2 separate regions of the Homo sapiens genome follow, and region 2 is linked to region 1. A link is an interaction called in ENCODE POLR2A ChIA-PET data of the cell type or tissue named here. Cell type or tissue: Panc1. All regions are shown on one strand. Links, peaks and the distances in the headings refer to the core of each region. The heading gives the core; the rest is flanking DNA. Region 1 holds the start of RASL10A (RAS like family 10 member A). Region 2 overlaps THOC5 (THO complex subunit 5).

Region 1 (7,839 bases), core at 2,840-7,839:
ACAGGCTCCCTGGAGGATGTGCCTCCTCCCCCTTCAGGATTTAGCTCCTCTACTTCCCCTGGGCTGGTGTGGGCACATTGTCTGTGCTTTGACAGTCCCTAGATCCCATGTGTTCTAGAACCTTCTCTCCCAAAGCAGAACTTTTTTTTTTTTTCCTGTTTTCTGTTTTTTAAATCTATCTCAGCCTCCTGACAAGCAATAAGATTTGGAATATTTGTTGAGGGGATAAATAAATGAACTCCTTAGTCAGTGCAGAGATCTGTGCATTGCGGCCATTTCTTGAGCATTGCCGCCATTTCTTGAGCATTGCCATGTGCAGGTCAGAGACGTGGGAGCCCCCACACAGCGGGGAGGAGAGCAGAGGCGGAGGATGGGGGGGCTGGGCTAACCCAGGCTTTCCAAGCTGTGATGGGGCAGGAGCTTCTCCACTAGCTCGAGGGAGGGGGAACTTGGGCTCTGGGCGCCTGTTTTGGAGGTTGCATCCCTTTGAGGGGCGCTACGGGTTGCAACTCACGCAGGAAAGGTGACCTTAGTAGTGATGGAGGTGGAGTGGGCCAATTTCTGGATCTTTATTTAGTCACCTCCAGCCTTGCTGGGACAGGGATCTGGGGCTAAGCTGCTGTGGTCTCGGCACCCTCTGTCCCCACTTCCCCTCGAGGACGGCTGTTTGAATATTGTCTAGTGTGGGCCATTTACCCCCGTGGGCAGGAGGAAGGTAGGAGGGACTTCAAAGGAGACTTCAAGGGCCCCCCCACTGCCCTTCTAACCTTGCAGATTCCCCTCTCGGGCCTGTTTCCTCTTCTCTCAACCAGCGATGCCAGGCTGAGGCTGTAGGTTCGAGAATCACGTAGGTAATGGGCCTGGCACATAGTAGGCTCTCAAGAAAAGGTTGGAGCCTCTTGAGGAGTCTGCCTGTGATGGATGCGGAGCGCAGACCCAGCGCAGTGCGGCGATTCGCCCAAGGTCACACAGCCGCCCCCCCCAATTCGGACCCCGGGCGGCCTGACTCCGGGGGCCGGGGCTTGTCGGGAGCCAGCGTGGGGGCGAGCAGTGTTTGGAAGAGCGGCCGCGGCAGTGGGTGGGAAGGGGCTTCTATTTTGGAGCGGGTGAGAGGAGCGGGACACGCGGAGGAGGTAAGGAAGGGGTAGGCCCTCTCCGGGATCTCTGTCCCCCAGTCACCTTCCTGCGACCCTTCCTGGGAGGGGCGTCCTGGGCGGTGGGGGAAGGTGGGAGGGGCGGGCGGTTACCTCATCGCCGCCTCCGGGAGGCCCCGCTCGCTCGCGCCGGCGGCTGGGGCGGCGACTCCAGGCGCGGAAGCGAGAGAAGGATAGAGGCACAGAGGCTCCGGGAGGCAGCGCTGCCCCCCGCGCCCCGCACCGCTGCGGGACCCGCGCCGCGAGAGGGGCGGACTTCGGCGCCTCGCGCGTCCGCCGGCGCCTGGGTTGGCGCTGCGGGGCGGAGGCGGTGTCTGAGCGCCGCTCCGGCTCTGCTCTCTCTCGAGCTTCGGCACCCGCCCGAGCCGCTCGCGCGCCCGCCACCTGTCTGCCCACTCGGCTGTCTGTCTGCCCTCCCGCCGCCAGCTCCTGCCTCGGGCCTGCCCTCTCCGGTCTCGGTGCTCCGAGGGGCGACGAGAAGCGCGACGGGGCCGTGGCGCACCGGGCAGGGCGCGCGGGGCGCACGGCCTGGGGGCGCACGGTGCGGCGCCGGCCCATGAGGCTTTCCAGCGCGGGGAGCGACAGCGCCGGCCGGCCATGGGGGGTAGCCTGCGGGTGGCCGTTCTAGGCGCCCCGGGCGTGGGCAAGACGGCCATCATCCGCCAGTTCCTGTTCGGTGACTACCCCGAGCGCCACCGGCCCACGGACGGGCCGCGCCTCTACCGACCCGCGGTGCTGCTCGACGGCGCCGTCTACGACTTGAGCATCCGCGACGGCGACGTCGCTGGCCCCGGCTCGAGCCCCGGGGGTCCGGAGGTAGCGGCTCGAGGAGCGGGCAGGGGCGTGTGACAGTGTGAGGGGTGTGCGTGCTCGGTGCACACGTGCGTGTCCGCGTGGAGGCCTCGGGCGCCTGGCTGTGCTCCGGGATGGAGGGATGTGTGTGCGTCCTGGGATACTTGCGTTTCAGCCCTTCCCGCCGACCTGGAGACGCCCAAGCCCAGGCTGGAGGCCGGGCGATTTTGCCCAGGGGCGTTCCCTTGCTCCTGTGAGCGCCTCCACCTTTGCCTGCCTCGGCTGGGGGTGTGGAGCAGCTCTTGGTGGTGCATAACGGTGCCTTCCCGAGAGTGTGGCGTTTTGTGTTTGGGGCCTTGAGCAGAGCTACAATGGGAGAGACTGGGGTCAGGAGCAGGGGTGTACTTTCTACGGGGGCTGGTGGAGGGGTTCATTCTCTGCCCTATCATTTTTGTCCCCTGGAGCGAAGACTCGTTTAGTAATTTGTGCAAAGTAAAGGACAGACCTCCGACCCTAGAGCAGTGAAGAGGAAAGAGCAGGCAGGATTAAGCAGGGCTTCCTGGAGGGAGTGGCATTTGAGCTGAACCTGGAAGACCGAGTGAAGTTCTGAGTAAAGGAAGTGGCAAAAACATACCAGGTGGAAAGACCAGCAGGTGCTTACGCTACGGTCATAAACGGTTACAGCTGACAATCTGGGGGCGTGGTGGACCACGGGACTCGGGCCAAGGGCTTTGGAATTAGTCTTAGAGGCCGTGGTAAGCACCGAGAGCATCTAGGGAGGAGAGCGGCCTGAGCCGAGTTGGGGAAAGCTGAAAAGAGGAAGATTCGGGGTAAACAGAGGGGAGACCAAGGATGAAGGAGGCTGGCTGACAGGCTCCAGGCACGATTTGGAAAATTTTACCCTGGTGGTCATGAGGAGACGGCCCGGAAAGCTTGGGGGAGGGGCACAGAGGTCTGTATGGGGGTGATGTTGGCCTGAGGATTAGCGTCCAGGCCCCTGCAGAGGGTTCGAGAGCGGAAGAGTGGAAAGGAGGCTTCCGCAAACCCTGGCCTCCTGTCCCCAGGAGTGGCCAGACGCTAAGGACTGGAGCTTGCAGGACACGGACGCCTTCGTGCTCGTCTACGACATCTGCAGCCCGGACAGTTTCGACTACGTGAAGGCCCTGCGGCAGCGCATCGCGGAGACCAGGTAGGGGCCCGGCAGTTCTGGCGGTGGGGAGCTAGGACAGGTCTGGCAGGGCCTTTGCCTGAGGAGAGTGTGTAGGGTCTCCCAACGTCGTGGGCCGGGTCTTAGGCCTTCGCCCGTGGGAAGGTCTTAAGCTGTATGTGCTCTTTGGCCCACATGGGCCTGGGGTTTCGTTGGGGCGGCGGGGGGGGCGGTGTCTCTGGCCGTAGGAAGGGAATGCGCCTGCGTGTGTATACCCACTGGGGGAATTCTCCGGCCGTGGGGTCCCCGCGTCTCTCATCTCCATTCGGCCCCCAGGCCGGCGGGCGCGCCCGAAGCGCCCATCCTCGTGGTAGGCAACAAGCGGGACAGGCAGCGGCTGCGCTTCGGACCGCGGCGCGCGCTGGCCGCCCTAGTGCGCAGGGGCTGGCGCTGCGGCTACCTCGAGTGCTCCGCCAAGTACAACTGGCACGTGCTGCGTCTCTTCCGCGAGCTGCTGCGCTGCGCTCTGGTGCGCGCGCGCCCTGCACACCCGGCCCTGCGCCTGCAGGGGGCGCTGCATCCCGCGCGCTGCAGCCTCATGTGACCCGATCGGACAGTGCCATCCATGGGCCCCACCTTGTGACTGGGACAATCAGGGACCTGGATTGGACGGGATCGCCCAACTTCACTGGGACTGGACAGGGAAGTCTCCGCCCTGATTGGATGAGGAAAGCTCCAACCCAGTCTCCTAAGCGACTGGCCCCCTTTTGAACCTCATTGGACCCAACCAGGTCCCAAGCTCCATTGGAGATGACCAGTCCTTTCTGGGACCTCAATGGGTCACAATCCCATTGGATGGAAAGGACTTGGCTATGAACTTGACTGGAAACACGCAGCCTGCTCCTGGAGCTTCACTGGACATATTCTTTATGCCACACCTACCACGGGATAATAAAAGGGAAAATAATTTGAGTGCGCCTGGGATTTCTGGGCTGGGCGGGATAACGCCTTAAGCCTAGAGGTCAGAGTTGCCAGGCTTGGCCTCCAGGCAGTTAACTCCAGGGTCCTCGAAAGGGTCTGAATGGCCCCAAGGTGGAGTCCCCAAGAAACAGACAGGTGGCTGGAGCAAAACTTTACTGTCAGAGGCTCTGCTGGGCCACAGGTCTTCAGAACACCGGGCTCGCCCGGCCTCCTCTAAGGCATTCAATAATATTAGTAATTAAATAGCAACGCTCATCCCCCAACCGGAATGTACAACAGAGGTCCCATTGTGCCATGTGGTCCCAAGGGGTCTGGTCCCATGAGGTCTGGTACTCAAGAGGCAGAGGGGGCTCCCTGATGCAGAAGGGTTAAGGCCACAAAGGAAAAGGAGAAGGGATGGGGTCTGGGGACAGCTGAGCTGGTCCATCACATCCAGGAATCTGGCTCAGCCCTCGGGGTGACTGAGTGCAGGGCATGCCATGTCCCCAGCTCTGCGGGTCCGGAGGGGCGGCGGGGGCCCCGAGGCGTGGGGATACGTGAGGGTTTACGGTCTGGCTGTGTGTCCATCCGACCCCGTGCCCAGGTCCTCGAGGGTTCAGTGCAAGCCAGGGGGCTCCCAGGTGCATCTAGTGGCCCCCCCATGCCAGGGCAGGGGCTGCCTTCATCGGAGGAGCTGGAAAGGGCTTGGCTTCGGGGCCCAGGCAGCCCATTGGCCGTCCGGCCAGAGTCCCCAGGTTGGCCACATTTGCCACCCAGGACGCTGAGGGACGAAGAGGAGGAACTGGAGGAACAATAGGCAGAGTCAGGAGCTGGAGGGTCGGGGGCCCGAGCTGGGTCAGGGGCTGGTCCAGTGGGGGTCACGCTAGCAACAGCCTCAAGGGCCCGGGCATTGGCCAGGAACTCCTCTTCCAGGCGCCGGAACAGCTGCTGCTCCTGCTGCGGGTCGAGCTGCAGGGGTGTGCGGAAGATGCTGGCCGGTGTGGTGCCCAACTCTGGACTGGGGCTGGAGACCCGGGAAAGCCGGGGTGCTGCAGGGCTGCGGGCACGGGGAGTCTGGGGGGTGCTCCTGCCCGAGCCCCCACTGCCCCTGCCCCTTGGCACCCATGAGTGCTGCCCGTCTCGATCCCTGCGCACAAGCAGCACAGCCTGCTCCTCGCGGCTCTGGCTCCGGGCCCGCCGGGCAGGGCTGGGGACCGACAGCTGGGCTCCCCTGCCTCCTGGGGCCCCCCGGGGCCGGCCGCGATCCAGCCGGTCTCGGGACTGGCTGCGCAGGGCAGGAGGCCGTCTCGGAGAGGCCGGGGTGCCTGTGGTCAGCCGCCGGCTGGGTCGCTCCCTCCGGGGGCCAGTGCCTGTGTCATCACTGCGGGTACCAAGGGGGCCGCTCTGGGCGGAGGAGGCTGAGGAGTCACTGTCCCCGGAGTAGCGGCGGGAGCGGGGATGGGGGGGCAGCTGATCCCGGGGCCTGGGGCAGGGGGACAATAGAGACAGATGGGGTACCACGGAAGGACTGGCATGCAGAACAGGCAGGGAGAGGAACAGCAGGGTATGTGGCTGGTGGACGGGGCTGTCAGGGGCATCGGTCTGTCCTGGGGACTTCCAGGGAGAAGTGAGCAGCTTCCTCCAGCGGCCCAGGGCCCCAAAAGCCACGGAAGAAGAAGTTTCCTGGGCTCTAGACACCCCCCTTCCCAGGACGGGCCAGAGGAAGCAAGAGCTGGACTGGCTGCCGCCCAGCCACAGGGCCCGCCCCAGCTGTGTTGTTGGTTTGGTTGGGTTGCCATGGAGATGGGAAGCCAGGCCCGCCCCCACCCACGGGAACTTTTCCCAGGGTGTGAGTCACTCTGGCGCACAGGCAACCCATCATGCAGGCCAGGGCTGACGCCCCCCCACCCTCTGGACCCCTCACTCCTCGTCCTCCTGCATCTCACCTGGGTGGGGTCTCGGGCCCCTCCTTTGTGCTTCGTAAGCTAACGGGAGTCATCTCAGGCCGGGAGCCCCGGCGCTCACTCCCAGGGACTGGGCTAGCAGGGCGGGGACTGGTGGTGGGCGACACCCTCTGTGGAGAAAAGGTGCAGACCCTCGGCTGGGGTGGGCGATGAGCTGCGGGGAGAGAGGACAGGCAGCATGTGAGGGACAGAGCCACAGAAGCAAGTCCCCTGCCCGTCCAGCCCCAGCCCCACCCTGGCACTGACCAGTGGAGGAGCAGCGGCACGGGTCGTGCTTGTCCAGGTAATGCTCCAGCGTGTCCCAGCCACCACCCACTCGCACCATCACGTGGCTCCTCAGCACCTGCAGGTGTGGGCAGGTCACGGCTGTGCCCCGGGCGCCCCGCAGCCCACCACCTTGGCTGCTGCCCGCTGGGGCGGCCCCAGGCCCTTACCCGCACAAAGATGAGCAGGCTCGAGTCCCCCACACGGTACTTCCCCTCTGAGACCTTGATCATGGGAAACTGGTCAGGGCAGGTGCAGCGGCCCAGAATCTCCCTCACCTGAGGCCAGAGAGAGAGGGTAGGGGTCAGAGGTCAAGTCCTCCTCCTGGGGCTTAATGTCAGCCATTCCAGGGTCAGGAGGAAGTCAGGCTTTCCGGGTAAGTGGATGGAGGCAGTGTTGCCCCGGATGGGGTACAGCTTCCACACGTGACCTTTCTTTTATTTTTTTTATTTTTTTTTATTTTTTTTTTTTTTTGAGTTGGAGTTTTGCTCTTGTTGCCCAGGCTGGAGTGCAATAGCACGATCTCGTCTCACCGCAACCTCCGCCTTCCAGGTTCAAGCAATTCTCCTGCCTCAGCCTCCTGAGTGGCTGGGATTACAGGCATGCACCACCACTCCCGGCTAATTTTGTATTTTTAGTAGAGATGGGGTTTCTCCATGTTGGTCAGGCTCAGGAGTTCCACCCGCCTCGGCCTCCCAAATTGCTGGATTACAGGTGCGAGCCACCACGCCCGGCCCACACATGACCTTTCACCGGCTCCCCTTTCTTGGCTCTCTGGGTCCAGGGAGCTGCCCAGGATGAGATGATGGGACTGTGGTCAGGCCATGGTCTGAGACCCGGTGACGAACATCCCACAGCCCCTAGACCTGGGGAAGGCCCAGAGCCCGTCCTCACTCCCGCTTCACCCACTTCTCAGACAAGAAGGCTGGGGCCCACAGGAAGGCCAGGCAGGCTACAGGACACAGGTGCAGGGGGCCCCATGCCCCTGGGTGGGCACTGATGTGGAGGCGTACCACAGACACATCGGACACATGCACACACAGACCACTGGCCGGGTGAGCACGCACCACATACAGCCCCCCACCAGAGCCAGAGCGCTGCCAAGCTGGCTATGTGGGCAGCCCTGCCCGCCTCCCCGCCCACAGCGGCAGTGGTGCCGCCAGAGGAAATAAGCAGGTGGGGCCTTGAGTGACCCTGGTCCAGGACAGGGGGTGGGGCCCCAGGCTCTGCCCACTGCCATCCGCTATCTGCCTCCCAGGCAGGCACATTGTAGTCCTGACCTTCTGATAAGAAGGAAACTCTTGGTCCAGCCCTCAGGGGTGGCAGGGGCCACCCAGATCCTGGGAGAGGAGAGACTTGGGGGCAGGGCCCAGCAACGCCTATGCTTAGAGTAGAACGAATCCTGTAATTCCAAACAGGATCCCTGCTCCCAGCAACAGCAGCAACCCAGCTAGGCTTCCCAGGGGTGCCTGGGGAGTGGGGAGACCTGCAGAGCCCCCTGGGGCACCTACTGTGTGCCAGGCACCTTGCCCAGGTTTTTCCATGCCTCGTCTCAACC
Region 2 (8,065 bases), core at 1,419-6,418, 200 kb before region 1:
TGAGGATAATAGTACCTAACTCATAGAATTATTGTTAGGATGAAATAAAATGTGTCTAGAGGGTTTAGCACAGTGCCTGGGATACAGTAAGGACTCTCTACATGTTGGCTAGTATACAGAATTTTATGTAACAAAGTATGTAAAAATCAAATGAAGAAAATAGAGAAAATATATTTGATGTGATAGTTGATACACAGTATTGTTGAAAAATTAGTAAGCTTTCACATGGAGAAAACCTTAGCTTGCTGGCAAATAAAGAAATGACAATTACACTTCTATCAAAGTAGCAAATAGAACTCATGGAGAGAGCCAAGGTGGACCAGACTCTGGGGAGTCCGCAGCTTTGTGGCACAGTAAATATGTCAAAGTCCTTGGAGAGACCAATTATAGGACCTCACATTCTGCAAGCTGGCAATTCCACTTAGGACATTCTGGAACAGTTGGTACCAGAATATACTCTGCAGCATTCAGATTAATAGGAGACATCTGAGCTAGCCTCAGGGGTGCAGTGGGGAGGCTGCCATGGCTGGCAAGCTGAGTCTTAGAACTGCGCATTTCCCCTCTCTCCTCTCTTCCCAGCCAAACTGCAGGCCGCTGTGGTGTTGAACCCTGGCTACTCCTCCATCCCACCTGTTTTCCAGCTCTGTTTGAACTGGAAAGGGGAGAAAACCAACAGCAACGATGACAACATTCGGGTAAGACCCAGCTGGGGATGACAGGAGGAGCAGGCAGAGCTCCCGGGGGAGGTGGCCGTGGCAGAACCCACTGCAGCTGAGGACTTGGGCACTGCCTTAATTCCCAAAACAGAAGGTTGTGCCAGGATTTGCAGAATTTGCTGGAGCTTGTGTGGTGTACTAGAGGAAAGAGCCCAGACCTACTTGCCTACCTTGGGGTCCACAGGTTTCCCCACTTAGAGAGTAAGGAGAAATACCTACCTTGAAAGGTTATTGGCTTGGGCTCCTATAAAAAATGTGAATAAGCTCTGAAGCATTATAGAAGCACTGGAATGACATGAGGAATGACATCACTGCAGTTGTTAATCAGCATTGCAGCTGTTAATCAGCATTGCAGTTGTTAATCAGCATTGCTGCTACTAAGTCAAACATGCCATGGAACACGTTTTTAACCAACATCTTCTGACTTAGGTCTTATTTTGAGACTGCTTCCCTGCACACCTCTGTTTTCCTGGCTGTGGGCATATGAGGCAGGGAAAGCTATGGGTCAGAATCAGGAAGACCTCATTGTCTTGATGAGGGGGCCTGAGGACAAGCCAGTCTAGCTTGATCTGATGGCCTAGCCCCTGGCCCAGCCCCTGCAGAGGCATCAGCGCTCGGGCCCATCCAGGGACGGAAGCCTGGCCAGTGTGGTCCCCCACATGCAGGAAGGTAGTGCTGAGATGCTGGCTTTCCTATCACACAGGCCATGGAGGGCGAAGTCAATGTGTGCTACAAGGAGCTGTGTGGCCCTTGGCCCAGCCACCAGCTGTTGACCAACCAGCTGCAGCGGCTGTGTGTGCTGCTGGATGTTTACCTGGAGACCGAGAGCCATGACGACAGTGTGGAGGGGCCCAAGGAATTTCCCCAGGAGAAGATGTGTCTGCGGCTCTTCAGGTGAGGAGAGGGTTGGGGCTCTGGTGACTTCTCATGGTGATGTGGGACAGAGATCAGAGCCAGATTTTCTGGGGAGAGCTTGCTTCTTCCTTCCTGAAACTTCCCCTGCAGCCGATGCCTATCACTCTGGTCCACCTGTTTTTCACTAACACCTCCTGAAGGTGTTAGTGCCAGGTCTGAGCCAAGAGGATTTGGCTGAACTTTATTTTCTATACTTTCTGTGGAAAACAATAGAGTTTGTTTGCTTTTTAGTGTCCAAATAAGCTTTTTAAACTGTGTGCATCCTCGCCTGTCCCCAGGGAGTCTGCTGTGGTCTTTCTAGGGTACTGTCCTGTCAGTGAGAATCACAGCTTAGGCAGTCAGGTGGCACAGAAGGAACCAGCTTCAAAGTAAAACAGATAGGAGTGCAGATCTCTGTTTTGCTGCTGACCTTAGAAGAGTCAGTTCTGCTTAGCTCTGAGCCCTCCTCCAGCTTTTTGTTTGTTTGTTTCCTTTTCTTTGAGACACGGTCTTACTCTCTTGCCCAGACTGGAGTGCAGCAGCATGATCATAGCCCACTGTAGCCTTGCAGTCTTGACCTCTGGAGCTCAAACGATCCTTCCGCCTCAGCCTCCCTAGTAGCTGGGACCACAGACATGCACCGCCACACGCAACTAATTTTTAAATTTTTTTGTAGAGATGGGGTTTCACCATATTAGCCAGGCTGGTCTCAAACTCCTAGGCTCAAGTGATCAGCTTGTCTCAGCCTCCCAAAGTGCTGGGATTACAGGCATGAGCCATTGTGCCTGACCCCTATTTTCTAAAGACAGAAATGGTGAAAGTAATACCTTCTAGCTCATGATGAAGCAGAAGTAATTCATATAAAGTCCTGGCACAGGACTGGGACTCGGAAAATGCCAGCAGTTCCTGACAGCTTGGTACTCAAGAGTGTCTGGGCTCATGGCACTTCCAGCTACTTTTCCTTTCTCTTTCATTTTGGGTCCTTTATTTCCCTTTCAGCCTCTAACTCATGTTCTTTTAAGAGTCAGTTTCAAAACTGCAGATTTCACTGCTCAGGCATCCCTTCCCTTCTGCATGAGGTTGGCGGGGAGCAGTGTTTGGGAAGGAAGAAGAGTGATAATCTGTTTCTAATCAGAACATCCCCCCTTGTTCCCTGTCAGTCTACACAGTGCCTTATCTCTCCCTCACCTTGTTCTCTGTTCCCTGTCAGTCTAAGCAGTGCCTTACCTCTCCCTCACCTTGTTCTCTGTTCCCTGTCAGTCTAAGCAGTGCCTTACCTCTCCCTCACCTTGTTCTCTGTTCCCTGTCAGTCTAAGCAGTGCCTTACCTCTCCCTCACCTTGTTCTCTGTTCCCTGTCAGTCTAAGCAGTGCCTTACCTCTCCCTTACCTTGTTCTCTGTTCCCTGTCAGTCTAAGCAGTGCCTTACCTCTCCCTCACCTTGTTCTCTGTTCCCTGTCAGTCTAAACAGTGCCTTACCTCTCCCTCACCTTGTTCTCAGACAGCCAGTTCTAGCCCCTAGAAGCAGTCCCAGCATCCTTTCACCTCATCTGACACCTCCACTGGCCTGGTTCATTATGTTATCTCATAATAACCAGTTCCAGCTCTGAGTGGCTGCTGGGAGGTGGAGCTGGTGGCCAGATGCTGGCACCTTCTAGGACTTGCTCTCTCCCTAGAGGGCTTGTGTGAGACCTCTGCTCTTCTCACCTGCCCAGCCCATTCTAGCACATTGCCAGGGTGGGAATTCTCACATGGCCAGCATTGATTTCCTCTTCTCCAGTGGTTCCCAAAGGACCCATTTCTTTTTCTTTTTTCTTTTTTTTTTTTTTTTTGAGACAGAGTCTCACTCTGTCGCCCAGGCTGGAGTGTAGTAGCATGATCTCGGCTCACTGCAACCTCCACCTCCCGGCCAAAGGACCCCATTCTTGAAGGGCTTTGTTGTGTCTCCAGGCTGAGCTCCTCTGTCAGCATTCTGGGAAGGTGCTCCTTCAGTGACTCAGATCCAGTTAACTCTATGGCCGGTAGATGTGAGAGGCAAGGCTCTCCGGCCAGGATGCAGAGTGCTGGCATGGGCAGCAAGAGACCTGAGGCCAGGAGTTCCACCAGCCTGGCCAACATGGCAAAACCTAAACTAAACCTCAACCTAAACCCGGGCGTGGTGGTGCATGCCTGTAATCCCAGCTACTTGGGAGGCTGAGGTACAAAAATCCTTTGAACCCGGGAAGCAGGGGTTGCAGTGAGCCGAGATCACGCCACTGCACTCCAGCCTGGGCGACACAGAGACTCCGTCTCAAAAAATAAAAAAAGGAACAATCCTAAAAAGTGAGGGTGCCTAAAGCTATGTCCCCGAAGTGCCACTGTCAGTGAGGGCCTTTCCAAGTTTGTGTTCACTCATTTGCAAGCACAAAAAGACATTTTTACAAAAATAGTATCGCACCTTATATGTTGTTCTGCCGTATGCTTTTCTCAACAACATTCTGTGTCATGTAACTCTGCCTCTTCTTTTTCCCTTGTGTGAATGAACCATAATTTATTTTATCAGCCTAGAAGGTGTGTTATTAACAACTCCGTTCTCCTATTTCTCTAGGGGTCCTAGCAGGATGAAGCCATTTAAATACAACCATCCTCAGGGATTCTTCAGCCATCGCTGATCTCCCGCGCAGACCGTTGTTTCCCCCAAGGCCTCACCCTGAGCACTGGGCTTCTGCTTTCTGCTCTGGCCCACATGTGACTCTTGATATTCTCCAAAGACACCAGCCAATTAAAAAGCGTCACCTGACCAGTGGCCTTTGTCTGTGGTTCCTGGCAAGGTGGCTTTGCAGTCTGGAAGGGCAGGTGGGAGCTGTGACACAGTGTGAAAAAGCATTTGTAGAGAGACTTTTTCTCAGCAGCCAATAAAAGCAGAGTGGAAAAAGATTCCAATTCTGCAGAGAGATGCTCACCTCTTGTCTACGCACACCCTATTTGTGCTTTGCGGGGTGAGGTCCTCATGATCTTGTATTTATTATCCCAAGTTCCTGCTGTTAAGAGGTGGTAGGAGAAGCCAAAGGCAGCAGAGCACAAAAAGCAAAACTCTTCCCTCCCCACCCGCTCTTCCCATTAGTCCTGTCAGGGTTGCCGATGGACAAATTGTCTCTGATCGTTGGATGTTATAAATGTCTGACAGTGCAGTGCAAACAGAAGACAAACTCAGTTGATCCTTGAACAACTCAGGGGTTAGGGGCACCAACACCCCCTGCCCTGCACAGTTGAAAAATCCGTGTATAACTTTTGACTCCCTAAAAACTTAACTAATAGCCTGCTGTTGACCAGTAGTATGCTATTAGTAGTTACTTACTGCTAACATAGTCAGTACATATTTTCAGTATATATTTTGTATCTTATACACTGTATTCTTACAATACAGTAAACTAGAGAAAAGAAAATGTTATAAGGAAAGTCACAAGGGGGCCTGAGTGCAGTGGCTCACGTCTGTAATCCCAGCACTTTGGGAGGCCAAGGCGGGTGGATCACTTGAGGTCAGGAGTTTGAGACCAGCCTGGCCGACATGGTGAAACCCTGTCTCTACTAAAAACATGGAAATTAGCCAAGCGTGGTGGCGCATGCCTGTAGTCCCAGTTACTCAGGAGGCTGAGGCAGAATTACTTGAACCCATGAGGCAGAGGTTGCAGTAAGCCAAGATCACGCTCCTGCGCTCCGGCTTGGGCGAGAGTGAGACTCCGTCTCAAAAATAAATAAATAAGAAAGCCATAAGGAAGAAAATATATATCTACTATTAAGTAGAAGTGGATCACCATAAAGGTCTTCACATACTGTCTCAGGGTTGAATAGTCTAAGGAAGAGGAGGGGTTGGTCTTGGTGTCTCAGGGATGGCAGAGGCAGAAAAAGTGGGGGAGGTGGAGGGGGAGGCAGGCACCACTGTTATTTTTATTGAACAAAATCTGTGCAGGGACTCATGACTGTAATCCTAGTACTTTGGAAAGCTAAGGCGGGAGGATCCCTTGAGGCCAGGAGTTCAGGTCCAGCCTGGGCAACGTAGTGAGAGACCCTGTATCTACAAAAAATTTAAAAATCAGCCAGGTGTGGTGGTATGCACCAATAGTCCCAGTTACTCAGAAGGCTGAGGTGGGCGGATGACTGGAGTCCAGGAGTTCAAGGTAGCAGTGAGCTATTCATCGTGCCTGTACTGTACTCCAGCCTGGGAAACAATGCGAGTCCCTATCTCTAAAAAATTTTAAAAAAAGAAATCTGCATATAATAGACCCACAGAGTCCAAACTATTGTTCAGAGATCAACTGTACTTCACAGAGAGTAATTCTAAGTCTTACAGGATTTCATGGAGATGGCGAGAGTGGTGTTGGAGAATCAATCACATACAGAGATACAGGACAGTGAGACCAGGTAACATTTGAGGAGAATATTTTTTTTTTATTGAGACAGGGTCTTGCTCTGTTGTCCAGGCTGGAGTGCAGTGGCACGAACACAGCTCACTGCCGCCTCAACCTCTCCTGGGTTCAAGTGATCCTCCTGCCTCAGCCTCCCAAGTAGCTGGGACCACAGGTGTGTGCCACCATTTCTGGCTAATTTTTAAATTTTTTGTAGAGGCGGGATCCCACTATTTTTCCCAGGCTGGTCTCAAACTCCTGGGCTCAAATGATCCTCCCACCTCGGCCTCCCAAAGTGCTAGGATTATAGGCATGAGCCACCACACCCGGCCTGAGTAGAGTCTTTAAGGTAATGACAAAAGTGCCTCAAAATATAATTATTTGATTAAGAGAAGTCTTGGGAAGATAGGTAACAACCTTTAAAATGTTCATAAAATTACATCCTTTGTAATACTCCTGCAAGTCAAAGTAAAGGATGGCATAGACTATTCTTGGACAGTTTTGTCAAAAAGTGTATCTTGACCCCACCATCAGTACTCCATTCTTCATTTTAAAAAATAAGATGGGCTGGGCACAGTGGCTTACGCCTTTAATATCAGTACTTTGGGAGGCTGGTGGGCGGATCACCTGAGATCAGGAGTTCAAGACCAGCCTGGCCAACATGGTGAAACCCCGTCTCTACTAAAAATACAAAAATTAGCTGGGCATGGTGGTGCGCGCCTGTAATCCCAGCCACTCGGGAGGCTGAGGCAGGAGAATTGCTTGAATCCCCGAGGCGGAGGTTGCACTGAGCCGAGATGGTGCCACTGCACCATCTGGACAACAGAGCAAGACTCCGTCTTGGAAAAAAAAAAAAAGATGTAGAAATGTAAAAATATTTGAGAATTATTACATAGTTGCAGATATAGTTTGCTAACTCCAAGAGGAAACACATTTTATTTTTTGTGATTGTCCTGATGAAACTTTATCCCCCCACAACATGCTGTTAAGCTTGGTTCCCATCATAAGCATATTCCCCCTAAGTGGACTTTTACTGATTTTCCATGGATAATGCAGACCTCCAGTATAAAAGCTATTCCTCCAGGTCTCTCTGCCGACCACTGAGTATCCCAGGGATAAGGATTTTAAGAGTAAGAGCTAAGTAATAAATTCCTGCCCCTAGCAGGGCCGTTCATTTTACGGATGAAAACCTGATCCTTGCTGGGCGTGGTGGCTCATGCCTATAATCCAAGCCATTCAGAAGGCTGAGGCAGGAGGATTGCTTGAGCCCAGGAGTTCAAGACCAGCCTGTGTAATATAGTGAGTCCCCATTCAGAAAAAGAAAAGAAACCTGAGCCTAGCAAGGAGAAGAGAATGGTACCTTTGGTGGCTGTTAAATCACCACCGCTACCCTCAGTCCACATCAGTCCTTTGAATTCCAAAGGCAGGTACTCTCTAGCTCAGAGGTCCTCGAACTTCAGCCTGTGTGGGAGTCACCCATCCTGGCACCTGATTAGAAACACAGACACCCAAGTCCCATTCCAAATATTCTGACTCAATTGACCTGAGATGCACCAAGGAAGTGTATTTTTTTATTTTTATTTTTTGAGCCTTGCTCTGTCGCCCAGGCTAGAGTGCAAGGGCGCAATCTCAGCTCACTGCAACCTCTACCTCATCGGTTTAAGTGATTCTCCTGCCTTAGCCTCCCAAGAGCTGGGATTATAAGTGTGCGGCTAATTTTGTATTTTTAGTAGAGACAGGGTTTCACCATGTTGGCCAGGCTGGTCTCAAACTCCTGACCTCGGGTGATCCACCCACCTTGGCCTCCCAAAGTGCTGGGATTACAGGTGCGTGCCACCACGCCCAGCCAGGAAGTGTATTTTTAACAAGGATCCCTGGGTATAGGCTGCCCTGGTCTCTTTATGGAAGGCACTGTACTTTCTTCCCTTCCCTTCCCTTTCTTCATTTTTCTTGATGACTCTACAGGGCCAAATTCTCTGGGCAGCTGTCTTTCTTCTGTCTTCTGCACTTGGGTAGCAGCATGAGCATCTGGGTGCTTTTTTTTTTTTTTTTTTTTTTTTTTTGAGACGGAG

What was found. ChIA-PET counts read pairs that join two places held together with the same protein. Peaks named below come from ENCODE experiments on the same cell type or tissue, not always from the same donor. Only the 100,000 strongest peaks of a DNase experiment are listed, where the experiment ranks them.
Region 2: POLR2A ChIA-PET joins it to region 1 with 12 read pairs; 2 of 35 experiments call an interaction of 5 or more read pairs at or near these places.

What each region holds. Positions count from the first base shown.
Region 1 is chr22:29,309,159-29,316,997 of GRCh38, reverse strand. It overlaps GAS2L1 (growth arrest specific 2 like 1), which reads right to left. Exons shown (of 6, transcript NM_001362985.3): 3 at 6,452-6,559; 4 at 6,264-6,360; 5 at 6,000-6,171; 6 at 4,211-5,536. The coding sequence ends at 4,501. It overlaps RASL10A (RAS like family 10 member A), which reads left to right and starts at 1,301. Exons shown (of 3, transcript NM_006477.5): 1 at 1,301-1,970; 2 at 3,011-3,135; 3 at 3,430-4,065. The coding sequence starts at 1,752. The coding sequence ends at 3,697. RefSeq lists enhancers at 1,305-2,109, 2,110-2,914, 5,857-6,006. In Panc1, for the core only: CTCF peaks have their summits at 3,450 and 3,654 (motif pointing right); a DNase peak (open chromatin) is centred at 5,861; H3K4me3 peaks cover 474 bases; H3K27ac peaks cover 390 bases.
Region 2 is chr22:29,504,651-29,512,715 of GRCh38, reverse strand. THOC5 (THO complex subunit 5) reads left to right here. Exons shown (of 20, transcript NM_003678.5): 18 at 580-695; 19 at 1,420-1,610; 20 at 4,196-6,837. The coding sequence ends at 4,259. Among named protein-coding and RNA genes, the nearest start is that of NEFH, 28 kb to the right of the region's middle. In Panc1, for the core only: no CTCF peak of the experiment used is centred there; no DNase peak of the experiment used is centred there.